Regions from separate parts of the Mus musculus genome. Here all the other regions are linked to region 3. A link is a contact called in ENCODE Hi-C or POLR2A ChIA-PET data. All regions are on one chromosome and are shown on one strand. Each heading gives the region's core, a stretch centred on a gene start or an enhancer-like site at or near the end of the contact. The rest is flanking DNA. Distances are from core to core; before and after follow the strand shown.

Region 1 (3,162 bases), core at 192-2,691, 63 kb after region 3:
TAAGCAGCTCAATGCCTGGAACCACATGATGGAAAGGCAAAACCAACTTCTGCAAGCTGTCCTCTGACCTTCACACAGGGCTGTGGAACCCGGGCATACAAACAATAAAATGATAATAATAATAATAATAAATGTAGAGGCTGGAGAGATGGCTCAGGCATGAAGAGCACTGACTGCTCTTCCAGCTTTCTATCCCCAGCACCCACATGGTGGCTCACAACCACCTGTAATTCAAGCTGGGTCATGAGGGTTGCTGGGGGGGAAGGTTGTCCAACAATCTCTTCTAGCCTCTGCAGTCACTGCACACATGTGGTGCACAGACACACATACACGTAAAATAATAATCAATGAATTGTGTTTTTAAAGTTCCCACCACCAACCACAGCGATCAGAACCAGCACACTGGGGCCATCACAGACAACCCGTTTCCCCTCTCAGACCCTCCCATCACTCAAATCACATAAGCACTGTCAACTAGGTAAGTAAAGTGGGCAGTTAAAACCCAACAGCTCATCATGGTTAGTTATCGTTCGGTATGTCTGCTTTGCCAGCCGCCTACTGGTTTAGCGAGTGCCCACGGTCTTTAGAAAGACCTACAGTAGGATTCTGGCTGACGTTCATTACTGTGCATCTTGAAGGAAGGTCTCAATTTTTTTTTCAATTGCAGAATGAGACGGCTCGCCAGTAATATTAAGACGGTGATTAAGGGACTCCCTAACAAAAATGCTTCTTCACAAAGAGCAGAGCACAAGGTAATGCCAGAAAAACATAGGTTAGGACCCATCTCCGTAACGCTGTGGTGTTCAGCTGAGTCTCACACTCAATCGTGGCTTTTGGCAGATGGCTGATATCGGGCTGCTCAACGAAGAAACCTGGGTGAAGGTGGGGCTGGAGACACTTACACTGTCTGGACGTCAGTGGCCAGGCCGGCCAGGCCTATGTAGAGCCTGTCACCCATGGGAAAGATCTTCTGGAAGTCCGTGGTCACCATCTGGGCCTGGATCCCGAAACGTCTGTCTGCAGCGATGGCCACACAGTTCTTTCCCTTCATGGCCATGACGGCCCCTCCATTATAGGACATAATAGACTGGGGACAAACAAATCAAGGGGCTCAGTTCGTGGAGCTAAGTGGGACCATAACCTTCACATCAGTTCTGGTCCCCAAAGCTCATATACCCGTGCCCTCCACTCCGGAGGAGCCAGGACGCCAGGAGCTCCAGCCCTGAGATGGGCCCGGTGGGGCACCCAGGAACCGCACTCATCTGCACGGTACTCCCATGTGCATTCTACTGACCACCAGGCTCTCCCCGTCCCGAACCCAAGCACTACTCGTCCTTGCTTTCAGTTCCCATCCCAGACTCCTTTCCTTACTCCCCGATCTCACCATGATTGCGCTGGAGTGGAAGCCCGATCCCCACAGCGTTGCCTGCAAACCGGCTCTGGCTTTCTCAGGGTCAACGCTCTTGCCGAATCCTCCCCATTGGCTGGCGGGCCGACTCGGATTGACTAGTTCAGCTTTCTATTGGACACTCATGCCGTCAGTCACAAATATGCATAGTTTGGTTGAGACACCAAAACGGAGGTATGGAAAGCGGAAAGTGAAAAGTCACTGTGAGTGCGGAAGAGCCTACGGTCCGGGGCATGTTGGGATCTTGGCGGACCTGGAGTTCGGGCCATCCCGTTTAGGGGCGGAGTTTGCAACACGTGGGCTTGGGACAGGCCTTGTGGGGCTGGTGCTGTAAGCAGAGTAGGTAAGCTGGCGCTTACCGTGGTGCTGCAGGAGTTAGGCATTTTACTCAAGCTACCCGACTTCCAGTGTTCATTCACAAATCCTTACTGTTCACCGGGATTTTTGCAGGCGCCAATTAACCTATCGGCACCGAGTATACCGAAGGCGCCCATTCTTTGCAGAATGGGAAGATCGTGCCGAGGGTTCGTGCTAGGAGGGTTTAGTTCCAGAATGGAGCTTTTGTTTTGTTTTACGGGAGTGAGCTACAGGTTGTTCAGCGTTTGGAGTCTCTCACTCCCAATCCCTGCTGGCCGACAGACGTAGCCCTAAGTCTCTGTTCACTCTACAAAGGAACGTTCTGTGCCACATCCTAGACACTGACCGAGGATAGCCTGGGCCAACGGCTCCAGGGCAGCCCAGGTGGGACGTGTGCATCCCTTGCTTTCCCTTCCCTTGCACAACCACTGTTCCCTCCGCCACAGCCTCGATTCGCTGTTCTTCGAGATCAGATTTTGTTCCGCTGGGTTTCTAAGCTACTGTAACTGCTTGCGTCGTGACTGGTCTTGCGCCATATCGGCTCAGTACTATTGACTCGGCTCTCTGCCTCACAAACAACTGTCACCGTCTCTGTGGCGCAATCGGTTAGCGCGTTCGGCTGTTAACCGAAAGGTTGGTGGTTCGAGCCCACCCAGGGACGGTCTCGGCCTTTTTTTTTTTTTTTTAAATCGCAAATGCTCCAAAGCCACATTCGGTACCGAGGTACCAGAAGCAATAATTGTGATACACCAACCCAGATGGTCACTGTATTTAGAAATCCGTCTATGGTCAGTGAATGGATCTATCCCTAACGTCTCCTCACCACCTCTCACTATTCTTTCTCCCAATCAGGATGACAGAAAGGCAAAGCCAAGTTTCTGTCTCACTGCCATGTTTAACAATGCAATTTTCCTTGGATTAAGAATAAATTTTGCTGCGGAGGTTGGACAGCTTCCCATTGTCTGCATCAGTGGACGATAGCAACTTGAAAGAGGAAATCTGTCCCGGTGGATGGAAACAGTCAGGAAAAAAACCACAGGAACAAAGTGAGGGATAAAAGAGTGGAAGGAGGAAGAACCTAGCTGTGATCTACAGAGAAAGGCATACCATGAGGGGGCCTAAGTAGACAGTGCGGAAGATGGGGAAATAAATACAGAGATCAACAAAGGGCATCGTTTGCAAGAGGGAGAGGTGTAAGGGACACAGAAGTAAAGCTACACAAAAGCAAGAAGGAACGACTCTCTCTAACTAGTGCCACCATTTAAAAGGGATTTTCTCCTTGCTCTTGTTTCCGATGGCAACAGATGCCCGTTGGTCCTTGCCTTGATGTTCTGGGTTCCTGTTCTCTGGGAACCTCTGATTTCTGACTGCTCACTACGTGTGGCAATCAACTAGAG
Region 2 (3,134 bases), core at 553-3,052, 33 kb before region 3:
AAGGACAGGGTTTCTTTTTTGGGGGTGGGGTGTCTTCATCTAGGAGTGCCAAGCACAAGTCCAGAGGCCGGTACAGTGACTGGGCAGGCCATCACCTTCCCTTAAGCTCCTCCTATCCTGGTACCTAGCCAAGCCCCACATCTCTTTCCTCAAGAAAAAGTTCAAATGTTTCAAAACTACAAGTCCCTACCTCCTGACCGGGACCGGGAGGGTGTGCGGGGGATGTCCAAAGGTTCCTAAGAAGGAACTAACCCTAGCCCGGAGAAACAAAGTATCCTTTTCCAACAAAACTAGATCGCCTCATTGAGGCGCCTGCTTCTGTCCAGTTCAGCCATAAACGTGGAGAATGAGATCCAGCTTGGAGAGCCAGGTACAACGTATCTATGAGGAGCCAAAAGGCTTCCCTGCAGAGGGGGTCACAAGAGAAGAAACGGGTTGTCTTAGACTTTATGGGGTTCAGAACAAGGCAGAAGGGTCCCATCTCAAACTGTACCGGAAACACCCAGATCTACCCTTCAGTCCCCCTTGCAAAAGTGTAATGGCAAACAGATGATCGGGTCCAGCCTGGGCCGGGGGATGCGTAAGAGCCCCTAGGGGCCAGCTGATTTCCAGAAGGCTACCCCCCTCCTCTTAAAAAACTCCTTTTCGTCTGCTTCCTCAGAACTCGGCCAATCCCACCCTCCATCGGAGAAAACAGCTCTGAAAAGTTAGCTCTTTGTTCTCTAAGCTGGTCTCCAGGCTGAGCACAATTTCAGATCTCCAAGAAGCGTCCTCCCCACTCCCTACCCCGCCCAGCTCCGACTGGGCAGCCGATCACCCGGAGTGGCTTGCAATTTGAATTGGGGGTTGGGGAAGCTATGAAGGAGGTCTGCGGGTTCCCCAACCACAAAAAAAGCAAGGAGGGGACCAGCAGGTCGTTCAAAAAGAGGGGGTCTCGCAGTGAGATTCCGGCGCTGCCCCTAAATCCCTTTCACCACAATTGACACTCGCTGGACGAAGGACCCGACGCAGCTTCCAAGCCAGGAAGCCAGGCTACCGGCAGCCCAAGCCGGGCGGGTAGCGCCGGCCCCAGCCTCCGCCCCGCCCCCGCCGCCCCCTCCCCCCAGCGCCCCGCGCTTCCGCCTACTTGGCGCTGGCCGCCGCGGGGAAAGGGAGCGGCCGTCTCCCCTCTCACTCCCGGCCCGGGGGGCGGGACTGCACCTCTAACCTCCTGCACACACCCGGGGAACCCGGTTCCCTGGTGCTCTTCCGCCCTTCCTTCCAGCCCTCCTAACCTCGATGCACAGAGGCCACCCATCTCCAGCGGTGGCTGCTCACCACCTCGCCTTGGACCTCCCAGGTTCCAGACTGGGGTCTGTCCCCACACCCCAAGTCGCCTCCCGCCTTCCTTACCTGCTCTGGGGAGCGCAGGGAAGAGCCCGCAAAGACCCGGCCCCTCTTTCCTCCCCTGATGGAGAGCTGCACTAGCACTGGCTAGCTCGCAGCGCCCGGTACCCGAGCTCACCTTATCCAGACAGTTCACCTTCTCCGTGGGGTACACGATCTTGCCGCACCGGGCACAGTTAGGGTTCATGGTTCCGGGGAAAGACTGGGGCGGGGACGCCCGTATTCGCGCGCGTTCCCTTTTCCTTGGGCGAGCTGGTGGGAGGCGGCGGCTGCAACTGTGCAGGCGACGGCGACTGGAACTGGGGAACTGGCCTCCGCCTCCGCCCTCCTTCCCCTAATAAACACAGTGGGGAGGAGGGGCTGCACTGGCTAGGGCGGGGACGCGCCTCGGGCGCGGAAAGAGGCGCGCGCGACCAGGCGCGCTCCCCGGGCGACGTGGGGCTGCGTGGGGGCGGGTTCCAGGGAGGACTGCGGGACGGGAGTGCAGGAGCCCCTGAGCTCTCGGGGTGCACGTGCCCCTGGGCTCCGCGACCGAGGACGGGCCCGGGCCATGGCCCTTCCCGCGCTGGAGAAACAGACGCGAGTGTGGCAGAGCCCGATTTCCCATGAGAGGGGGCAACCCCACGCACCCGACGATGGTGGGGATAGTACAGATTCTCTAGACTGGGGGACTTTCCTTAAACCCGTGGGTCCCCAGCATCAACCTGCGGGGAAACCACCCCTTGCCCCGCCCCGCCCCCCAGCTAGTTCCCTTCCCGCCCACATCCTCTCCCACATAGGTACCTGTCCCTTTCCCTTTGGACTCAGCACCTCCGTACGTTCACCCTCCCCGCCCCTCTGCGCTGCAGCTTTCCCATGGATTCTTCGGATTCAGGCATCCTCTGCTTTCAGCTTGGCCGCCTTTGCTCTTCCATTCTTTTCTCTTGCCCCTATTCTACCTGTGTAGCAGCTGCGACAGCATCTTAAGACTGAAAAGAGATTGCTTCAAGCTGCGCGTCGGTGCGGGGGTATAGCTCAGTGGTAGAGCATTTGACTGCAGATCAAGAGGTCCCTGGTTCAAATCCGGGTGCCCCCTCAGAGTCTTTTCCTCTCTTCAATGACAATAAAAATACGTTTCAATACAAGTATGATCTTGATTCGACCCTGGGTCATTAAAACAGGTAAAAAGATAAAGGCCACTCCTCCTTTTAAATCTGAGCAGAAAAGCCTTCGTTTTGCCTCGTACCAAGCAGAAGTTGCACGACTTTATTTGATTGGCGCCAGAGTCCTGGAGATTTCTGCCCATGGTATGCTTGTGAATTTGAATTGGATTGTTCCACACTTTGGGTTCGGAAGCCAAGGTCACTCCCCAGGTTGACGGTGTGTGTCCGTTGAGGGTCAAGGGTCAATCAAAAAAGGGAAACTTGCGGACATAGCCCTTCTCCAACCTAAGCTTTCCTTTCCCTTTTTCGTTTCATTCTATGATCCTTATTATTCTATATCCTCACGTTTCATTGTGACTTGGTGACGTGGACCGAGTAAAAGCGCTCCGAGACCGTGAAACCGGGAGGAGCACTCGTCAGCTCCCTTCACTGCAAAAGAACAAGACCCCAAAGCCAAGTAATATAAATGAATGCAGTGGTTTTCACAACTTGTGCGTGCTCTAGAGTGACCTGGGGGAGGGGGGGGCTCATTAAAACGTCCCCAGTTTCCGATTGTGTAGATGCTGAGGAAGGCCTTGGCAGTTAGCTCTTTGGCGGATTTGTCAG
Region 3 (3,220 bases), core at 337-2,836:
GGATTTCAGCAGGGGTTGGGGGAACCAGCTCAACCTTGGTGTAGTGCCAAAATGTGGCCAATCGAGGCTTCGAGTAAGTCACGGCAGCGGCTACCATCGACGGTGCCTTCTCCGCGAAGTTACGGATGAACTTGGCCATGGTCTAAGGTGGAAGGTATGTCTCCCCGAACCACCGGCTGAATTTGTTTTGTTTTTCAAGACAGGGTTTCTCTGTGTAGCCCTGGGTGTCCTGGAACTTACTTTGTAGACCAAGCTGGCCTCAAACTCAGAAATCCACCTGCCTCTGCCTCCCGAGTGCTGGAATTAAAGGCATGTGCCACCACGACCAGCTCGGAGCCAGTGTTCTTAATGGCTGAGCCATCACTCCAGTTCTTTAATTCTAACAACTCAAAAATAAAAACACAAGGGCTGGCGAGATGGCTTGGTGGGTAAGACAACTGACTGCTCTTCAAAAGGTCCTGGTGGCCGGGGGTGGGTGTGGGGGGGTGGGTGGTGGCACACGCCTTTAATCCCAGCACTCAGGAGGCAGAGGCAGGCAGATTTCTGAGTTCGAGGCCAGCCTGGTCTACAGAGTGAGTTCCAGGACAGCCAGGGCTACACAGAGAAACCCTGTCTCTGAAAAACCAAAATAAAAAAGGTCCTGGTGACTCACAAACTCATCCATAATGAGAACTGATACCCTCTTCTGTTGTGTCTAAAGACAGCAACAATGTACTTATTTATATATAAATCTTTTCTTCTTCTTCTTCTTTTCTTTTCTTTCTTTCTTTCTTTCTTTCTTTTTTTTTTTTTTTTTTTTGAGACAAGGTTTCTCTGTGTAGCTCTGACTGTCCTTGGAACTCACTCTGTAGACCAGGCTGGCCTTGAACTCAGAAATCTGCCTGCCTCTGCCTCCCAAGTGCTGGGACCAAAGGCGTGTGCCACTACTGACAGGCCCATAAATAAATCTTAAAAAATAAAAATAAAGACACAAGCTGGCTATAGTTTAGCAAGTCTGTAATTCCAGCATTCTGGTGACAGAAGCAAGTGGTATAGATCTGAGTTCAAGGCCAGCCTGATCTACACTGTCCCCAGATAGCCAGGGTTTTACATAGAAAGACACTGTCTAGGAAACAAAAATAAATAAAATAATAAAAATAGGTATTTCCAGACCAGAATGATCTCAAACTTTGTGCCAGAGCTGGCCAGTTTCCATCTACCAAGCGTGGGAGATGACTGGGGGTGTGCCATGACATCTGGCTTTTGGGATTTTGTTTGATAGCATCTATTTCTATAAAACATGCCGGGAATGAGGGAGCTGGCCGAAAAGCTGGTTTGGAAACCCTGGTGTAGCGGTGAGATGGGGAGGCGGCCTAAGTTGGCAGATACTGAGGTCTTACACTGTCTCGCTTCTACGGCAGAGCCCTGATGCGTTGCCAAGGCAACAGAACCCGCCTATGGCTTTTCAACAGTTGGGGCCAGGGGCTTACGTGAGGCAACCAAAAAGAGGCCACCAAAACTGACGGAGGGTAGAAAGTACTTGCGACTCTAGGTTCACGTAGACTTAGCGCTCATACCAAACGTCATCGAGCCGAGACGCTGACGCAGTCATATGACACCACCCCGGAAGTGCGAGCTAGAGCGGGCGGGGAAAAGGGCAGCTGGTTCCTGTAGGGATTAGGTCCCGAGAGGCCGTCTCTGAACTGTTTCCCTAGGTTTCCTCTCTGCCTTCGCTGAATCTTTCAGGTCCACAGACTGAAGAACCGTCTCCACCATCATGGGAGGCGGAGACCTGGTAAGTGCTAGAGGCCTGGGCAGCGACGACTGAGCCCGAGACCCACAGGCGCCGGGGTGGGGTGAAAGTCGGGGGTAGCAGTCGGTAACCCTGGTAATGAAGTCTTGATTTCAGCACAAGGGGGTGATAAACATGGAGAGGGAGCGGATGGTGAAGCCCACAGAGGGACTGAGATGAGCCTCGGGAAGATGTGCGGCGAGGAATGTTTGCTGTTGTCAGGATTTGCTGATTCGGGGGCTTCCCGGGGGCTCCCAGGAAGTCTAAGGTTAGGGAAGGGACAGTTGAACTCATGGTATGGAAGGAGGTAGATCTTGGGCACGTAGACTTTATTTTGTGTATGTTATCTTCGGACATAGCCTCCCCTGCTCCCCCTTTTTTAGCTAGGAGTTCACAGTTGTATCCTGGACCTGGACTGTTGAAAGGGTGGGCTTCAGTCATTTCCCATCCTGAGCTGTGCCGTTTAGAGGCGTCCATTTCAAATCTTTTCCATCTTTGTTTCCTTCCTTACATCAGTGTTTTGCTTTGATGTGTAGTGAGGAGGCAGCTTTCTTCGGTATCGGTAACACTTTTTTTTTTTTTATGTTAAGTGGCAATTGCTCTTAAGTCCTGTAGTTCGTTTGTGGGGAAGGAATGCCTTAAATAAGGCAGAAATATCCAAGAAGCAGAGAGCTAGATTAGGACACTATTGATCTTCTCAAAGTGAAGGTAATTGAATCAATAAGTACATCAGTTTGGGTATCTGTCCACTAAGCTGAATTTGCCGGGTGTCCTTAATTGGATCAAGTTGCAGGGCTCCATCAAAGTTAGTCTAGTTTAGTATGTGCTTCATGTAACTGTCTATTATGGACAGTGCATTAGTTTACTTCTGTAATAAAACCAAGATCAAAAGCAACTGTCGGAGGAGAAGGCTTCTTGCATCTTACAGGTTATAGCCCATCATTAAGGCAGCTCAAGTTGTAACCCAGAGGCAGGAACTGAAGTAGAAACCATGGAGGGATGCTGCTTACTGGCTTGCTTCTCTTGCCTTACTCAGCTTCCCTTGTTTACACAGGTAGACCACCTACCTAGGGATGGCTCCACCCACAGTGGGCTGGGCCTTCCTCTCTCAGGTCATACTCAAGAACACACACTCACAGACATTCCCACAATCTGATGGAGGCAGTGCCTCAACTGAAGCTGACAACCCAGACTTGCCATCCTTGCCAGGAGACCTGTAATCTGGGTGATTCTGTTGCCTGTGTGGTGGAGTTGTCCTGTAACTTGTATATTCAGCAGCGTCTAGCCACAGGGTGCCCTTAGCACTCTCATGCAATGGTGACATCTGCAAATTTCTCCAGACCCTGGTTGCCATTGGTGCCTTGGGATGGAAAGGAAAATCTATGTAGGACAAAGTAAGGGCGAGTGTGTTTGTGGTGGTGGAGGTGGTGAAGGCAGTCCTGGTCAGTT

What was found. A loop is a pair of places that touch in the nucleus more often than their neighbours do. ChIA-PET counts read pairs that join two places held with the same protein, here RNA polymerase II (POLR2A).
Region 1: POLR2A ChIA-PET joins it to region 3 with 46 read pairs in Patski. The contact joins the promoter of Psmb3 here to the promoter of Cwc25 in region 3. A Hi-C loop is called at or near these places in 1 of 37 maps with a recorded cell type or tissue (left cerebral cortex). POLR2A ChIA-PET finds 5 or more read pairs at or near these places in 3 of 5 experiments (Patski and embryonic stem cell).
Region 2: POLR2A ChIA-PET joins it to region 3 with 17 read pairs in Patski. The contact joins the promoter of Lasp1 here to the promoter of Cwc25 in region 3. POLR2A ChIA-PET finds 5 or more read pairs at or near these places in 5 of 5 experiments (Patski and embryonic stem cell).

What each region holds. Positions count from the first base shown.
Region 1 is chr11:97,701,713-97,704,874 of GRCm38, reverse strand. It overlaps Psmb3 (proteasome (prosome, macropain) subunit, beta type 3), which reads right to left and starts at 1,441. Exons shown (of 6, transcript NM_011971.4): 1 at 1,385-1,441; 2 at 903-1,087. The coding sequence starts at 1,387. It overlaps n-TNgtt8 (a tRNA gene), which reads left to right and starts at 2,353; the gene lies at 2,353-2,426. It also overlaps a transcript of Pcgf2 not described here.
Region 2 is chr11:97,798,233-97,801,366 of GRCm38, reverse strand. It overlaps Lasp1 (LIM and SH3 protein 1), which reads right to left and starts at 1,802. Exons shown (of 7, transcript NM_010688.5): 1 at 1,505-1,802. The coding sequence starts at 1,573. It overlaps n-TCgca51 (a tRNA gene), which reads left to right and starts at 2,390; the gene lies at 2,390-2,461.
Region 3 is chr11:97,764,979-97,768,198 of GRCm38, reverse strand. It overlaps Cwc25 (CWC25 spliceosome-associated protein), which reads left to right and starts at 1,586. Exons shown (of 10, transcript NM_026186.4): 1 at 1,586-1,774. The coding sequence starts at 1,757. It also overlaps the pseudogene Atp5l2-ps.